Linked DNA regions of Homo sapiens: region 1 is linked to region 2. Evidence: read pairs that join two places in POLR2A ChIA-PET (ENCODE). Cell type or tissue: GM12878. All regions are shown on one strand. Links, peaks and the distances in the headings refer to the core of each region. The heading gives the core; the rest is flanking DNA.

The links. Peaks named below come from ENCODE experiments on the same cell type or tissue, not always from the same donor. Only the 100,000 strongest peaks of a DNase experiment are listed, where the experiment ranks them.
Region 1: POLR2A ChIA-PET joins it to region 2 with 12 read pairs; 4 of 35 experiments call an interaction of 5 or more read pairs at or near these places.

What each region holds. Positions count from the first base shown.
Region 1 is chr11:10,313,198-10,316,011 of GRCh38, reverse strand. The region is part of intron 1 of CAND1.11 (a long non-coding RNA gene); the gene reads right to left. Among named protein-coding and RNA genes, the nearest start is that of CAND1.11, 6.3 kb to the right of the region's middle. RefSeq lists a silencer at 1,048-1,117. In GM12878, for the core only: no CTCF peak of the experiment used is centred there; a DNase peak (open chromatin) is centred at 1,131.
Region 2 is chr11:9,319,781-9,322,594 of GRCh38, reverse strand. No RefSeq gene overlaps it. Among named protein-coding and RNA genes, the nearest start is that of TMEM41B, 6.6 kb to the right of the region's middle. RefSeq lists an enhancer at 2,195-2,814. In GM12878, for the core only: no CTCF peak of the experiment used is centred there; no DNase peak of the experiment used is centred there.

The sequences.
Region 1 (2,814 bases), core at 166-2,665, 990 kb before region 2:
CCCATCTCTACAAAAAATTTAAAAATTAGCCAGGCGTGGTGGTGTGCACCTGTAGTCCCAGCTACTAGGGAGGCTGAGGTGAGAGGATCACCTGAGCCCAGGAGGTCGAGGCTACAGTGAGCCACAATCACGCCACTGCACTCCAGCCTGGGCAACAGAGTGAGACCTTGTCTCAAAAAAATAAATAAAATAAAATGTTTAAAGTATAAAACAAAATCATAAAAATATTAGAAAAAAAGAGATGGCTATTCTAAAATATTGAGGCAGAGAAAGACTTCGTAAGCAAGCCAGTAAAGACAGAAATTATAAAGGAAAACATCGGTATCTTTGATTATATAAATATTTATAAGTTTTATATGGCAAAAAATAAGCCACACTCTCTCTACAAAAAGAAAAAAGGTGTGTCTCTATGTGACAAAACTTTAGTATTCTTAATCAATAAGAATATTAAAGTATTTCAGATCAACAGGAAAAAAACAAATATTCCAACAGAATGAATGAATCAAGAACTCAAAAAAAAAATGGCAGGGCGTGGTAGCTCATTTATAATCCTATAATTACAGTCCTATAATTCCGGCACTTTGGAAGGTCGAGGCAGGAGAACCACTCGAGCCCAGGAGTTCAAGACCAGCCTGGGCAACATAGTGAGACCTCCTCTCTACAAAACATTTAAACATTAACCAGGGTGGTACACGCCTATAGTCATAGCTATTCAGGAGGCTGAGGCAGGAGGATCACTTGAACCCAGAAGCTGGAGGCTGCAATGAGCTATGATCATGCCACTGCACTCCAGCCTGGGTGACAAAGCGAGACCCTGTCTGTTAATAATAAATAAAATAAATAAGTAAATAAATAAACAATAATAATATATATATAAGGGGAAATATAAATGATCATGAAGACATCAAAAATACTCAAGCTACACTAATAATCATGGAAATAAGTTAAAGTAGTGAGAAGAGTTGATGCTGTTAAATTAAATTTAGTCTAAATCTGCTTCCTTAAATATTTTAAGTTTGGCCAAAAGCTTTTTGCATACGTAGTGAACGGTAACCTAACGATGTGAAAACACACTGTAACCTACTCTTGCAACAAGCAGCCAAGTCTCAGCCAATCACAGAAGCCATACTTCAACTACTCACAGGTTGCTAAGTGTTTAAACCTTGTTTTAAAAAGGCAGACACAGAGCTGTAACCAGTCTGGCTGTTTCTGTCCCTCACTTCCATTTTCTCAATGTCACTTTTGTTTTTCTGTCCATAAATCCTCTCCAACCACGTGGCAGCACCAGAGATGCTCTGAACTTACTCTGGCTCTCGGGGGCTGCCTGATTCATGAATCCTTCTTTACGCAGTTAAACTATGTTAAATTTAATTTGTCTAAAGTTTTGTTTTTTAAACAATGCTGATTCCTCTTTCTGGTGATATAGCAGACTAAGTTGAAAATCCTGCTACTATAAAACATCTAGAAATGCTAAGTAAAATACACTTAATATCCTTTTAAATGCATAGCTGAACCCCATGAAAATACAGGAAAGCCACAGAAAACTAAACCAAGGTAACTAAAATCCAGAGTAGAAAACTTGAGCTGAAAAGCAGTTGCCTGGGCTTTGCGGAAGGGGTTTCCTCCCTTTGGTAACAGAGATTTGTTTAGGGACAGAAGAAAAGGAACTGAGATACTCAAGTAAATCCAAGGACTCTCAAAATGCTACACCCCACATCACCAGCACAGATGCACTTTTGCGTGGTTCATAAACATAAAATTAAGAAATTAATATAAAGAATGGTCTCAGATGGGTAATAACCTTGGGACAATTGGCAGAAGCAAACATAAATCTCTCTGAAGGGACTCAACCCAGTCCACACAGAATTACCATCAACTAAGCTTTAATAAGATGAGCTCGGAACCCCAAATTACAGGAAATAGGAAGAAATACATCACAATGAATAAGAGTCAGCAGATAAAGGTAGCAGAGTTATTAGAACGAAACTATAAACTAAATGTTTTAAATTATTAAGGATATAAAATACAGTCTCAAAAACATGAGAAAAGAATAAAACTTTTTAAAGAGCAATAGGAAACACCATGTTTACCTATTACATGACATAATATTATTAATTGAAAAGAAGAATAATGTTCAGTGTTTCAAAGGAAATAGGAAATTGACTTTTTTTTTTTTTTTGAGACAGAGTTTCACTCTTGTCACTCAGGCTGGAGTGCAATGGCGCAATCGTGGCTCACTGCAACCTCTGCCTCCCAGGTTCAAGCGATTCTCCTGCCCCAGCCTCCTGAGTAGTTGAGACTACAGGCACCTGCCACCACACTCGGCTAATTTTTTGTATTTTTAGTAGAGACGGGGTTTCACCATGTTGGTCAGGCTGGTCTCGAACTCCTGACCTCAGGTGATCCACCCATCTTGGCCTCCCACAGTGCTGAGATTACAGGCATGAGCCACTGCACCTGGCCAGAAATTGACTTTTTTATACTGTTAGTAGAAGTAAAAATTGATCCTTCCAGAAGGCAATCTGGCTCAAATGCTTTAACAAAAAAGAGTACAGACCCAATGACCCAATAATTTTATTTGTAATAATTTATCCTAAAAAATAGTCATTAAATTACTCAAAGATGAGTTGAATGCACATAAAAATGTTCATTGAGGGCTTTAAAAAATTGTTTAGAGATGGGATCCCCCTATGTTGCCCAAGCTGGTCTCGAACTCCTGGCTTCAAGTGATCCTCCCACCTCGGCCTCCTTGTAGCTGGGAATACAGGTGCAAGCCACAGCACCCAGCTATATTGGGGCCATTTTTAATGGTAA
Region 2 (2,814 bases), core at 298-2,797:
TAGCTTGTAAGGGAGGAGTAGGACATGATTGGGGTCTCATTTGAATGTCTTTCTGGGCCTGACAGTTTAAAGGACTTGCATTTCTCAGATAAAAGTTTTTCTTTTCTCAAAGGACAAGAAGGAATTCATTCATTCATTTCACAAGTTGAATTTAACAAATGTTAAATGAGAATTCTTAGATTTGCCTGAGCAAAAGGGGAGCTCGTGGTGTCATCTGCAACGTCTGTGAATACAGGGAGTGGATAAAGTTTGAGAGGTAATATATTCATTTCAGATTTGGATATGCTGAATTTGAGATGTTCGTGGTACACCCTGGCGTAAATGTGTATTAAGTTCTATGTATATCATTCTGGCATTTAAGATAAACATTTGTCATCTGTGTATAATACGCGGTTGTTGAAGTCATGACCTAGATGTTGCCTAGAAAGAGTCATAGGTGAGGCCGGGCGTGGTGGCTCACGCCTGTAATCCCAGCGCTTTGGGAGGCTGAGGCGGGCGGATCATGAGGTCAGGAGTTCGAGACCAGCCTGGCCAACATAGTGAAACCCCATCGCTACTAAAAATACAGAAATTAGCCAGGCGTGGTGGCACGGGTCTGTAGTCCCAGCTACTTGGGAGGCTGAGACGGGAGAACTGCTTGAAACCGGGAAGCAGTGGTTGCAGTGAGCCAAGATGGTGCCAACATACTCCAGCCTGGGCCACAGAACGAGACTCTGCCTCAAAAATAATAATAATAAAATAACCAAAAGCAGTGGACATGGTGGCGCACGCCTGTAGTCCCAGCTACTCTGGGAGGCTGAGGTGGGAGAATCGCTTGAACCCGGAAGTTCAAGTGAGCTGAGATCGCCCCACTGCACTCCAGCCTCGGCGACAGAGTGAGACTCTGTCTCAAAAAAAAAAAAAAAAAAAGAAAGAAAGAGTCATAGGCTCTTTTTTTTCTTTTCTTTTTCTTTTTTCTTTTTTTTTTTGGATGGAGTTTAGCTCTTATTTCCCAGGCTGGAGTGCAATGGTGCGATCTGGGCTCACCACAATCTCTGCCTCCCAGGTTCAAGCGATTCTCCTGCTTCAGCCTCCCGAGTAGCTGGGATTACAGTCGTGCACCACTACACCCAGCTAATTTTTTATTTTTAGTAGAGACAGGGCTTCACCATGTTGGCCAGGCTGGTCTTGAACTCCTGACCTCAAGCAATCCACCCGCCTCGGCCTCCCAAAGTGCTGGGATTACAGGCGTGAGCCACTAAGCCTTGCAATGAGAGTCATTGACTCTTATCGCATGGCAGAGTGGATACCCTGGGGGAAATATTGGCCTTTAAGCAGTAGGGAAAAGAAGAGTTTCCTTCAAGTGTTTAGAGAACTATCATGGAAACCATGAAGGATGGAACAGTTAATGGATTAAGCAATGCAGAGGAGAAATAACTAGAAACTAACTGAAGGCAACAAAAATAAGCTCATTGGTTACCATAATAAGAGAAGTTTTAGCTGAGAAAAGGTGGCAGGAGTCAGGAAGTAAGAATAGAAAGTATCCGAGAGGCCAGGTGTGGTATTGGCTCATCCCTGTAATCCCAGCTACTTGGGAGGCTGAGGCGGAAAAATTGCTGAGTCCAGGAGTTCAAGACCATCACAACAAAATTTAACAACTTTTCCTTTAATCCAACTCCTCTTCCTGTGGTCTCTTACCGCCGTTATTCCTAGTGAGACAGGAATAATACAGGCTGGTGGCAGAAGAATAGAAAATGTTGGCTGGGCTGGGCGTGGTGGCTCACGCCTGTAATCCCAGAATTTTGGGAGGCCGAGGCGGGCAGATCACTTGAGGTCAGGAGTTCGAGACCAACCTGGCCAACATGGTGAAACCTCATCTCTACTAAAAACACAAAAATTAGCCAGGTGTGGTGGCATTCACCTATTGTCCCAGCTACTTGGGAGGTTGAGGCAGGAGAATCGCTTGAGCCCGGGAGGCAGAGGGTGCAGTGAGCTGAGATCGCACCACTGTACTCCAGCCTGGGCAACAAAGCAAGACTCTGTCAAGAAAAAAAAAAACCCACAACAAAAACAATAAAACATAATCACACACCCACCAACCCCCTGACGGTTCCAGGAACAAATTTGGTATAAAAATGGGTGGCACCACATTTCTGAAAAATCCAGGAATTTTTCCAGGAATCTTCATGAATATCCCACCCTTTGGTTAAAGAAACCCAGAAAGGTAGAAATCCCAAACTCTATTGGGCGACTACTCTTTGAGTACACCTGCGCTCCCCTTTCTTCAGTGTGTACTTTTCACCTTGCAATAAGTCTCCGTACTTTCACTATTTTCTGACTCATCCTTGAATTCCTTCCTGCAATATCTAGAGCCTACACACTGGCTGGGGTTGTGGTCCCACTGGTATCACATTCAACCTCCTAAACCAGAAACTCTCCAAACACCTAGTGCCTCCCCTCTGACTAACATCTTTGTCTAAGGATATTAAGTGACACTAAATCCTCTAGATTCTACTTCTTTAACATTTTTTAATATCCCAGGAGGATAAATCCCAATATTACAATTATCTATGGATGGTGGTATTGTTACAGAAGGTAGCTAATCAGACATGAGAGGGCAGGAGAGGGCCTCTCCACTTCACCAGGAATGTCAGGTGACCATCAGTTGTTGGTCAGGTGGCCATTAAACTGCCTTCCTAAAACAATAATTGGTCGCAGCTGGCACCAGGGAAAGGCAGTCTCCCAACAAATAGAAAAAACCCTGAAACTGATGATTGGCAGCTTCTCGGTAACATCTCCGGCTCAAGTATGCACACTAAGAAGCAAAATGGCAGA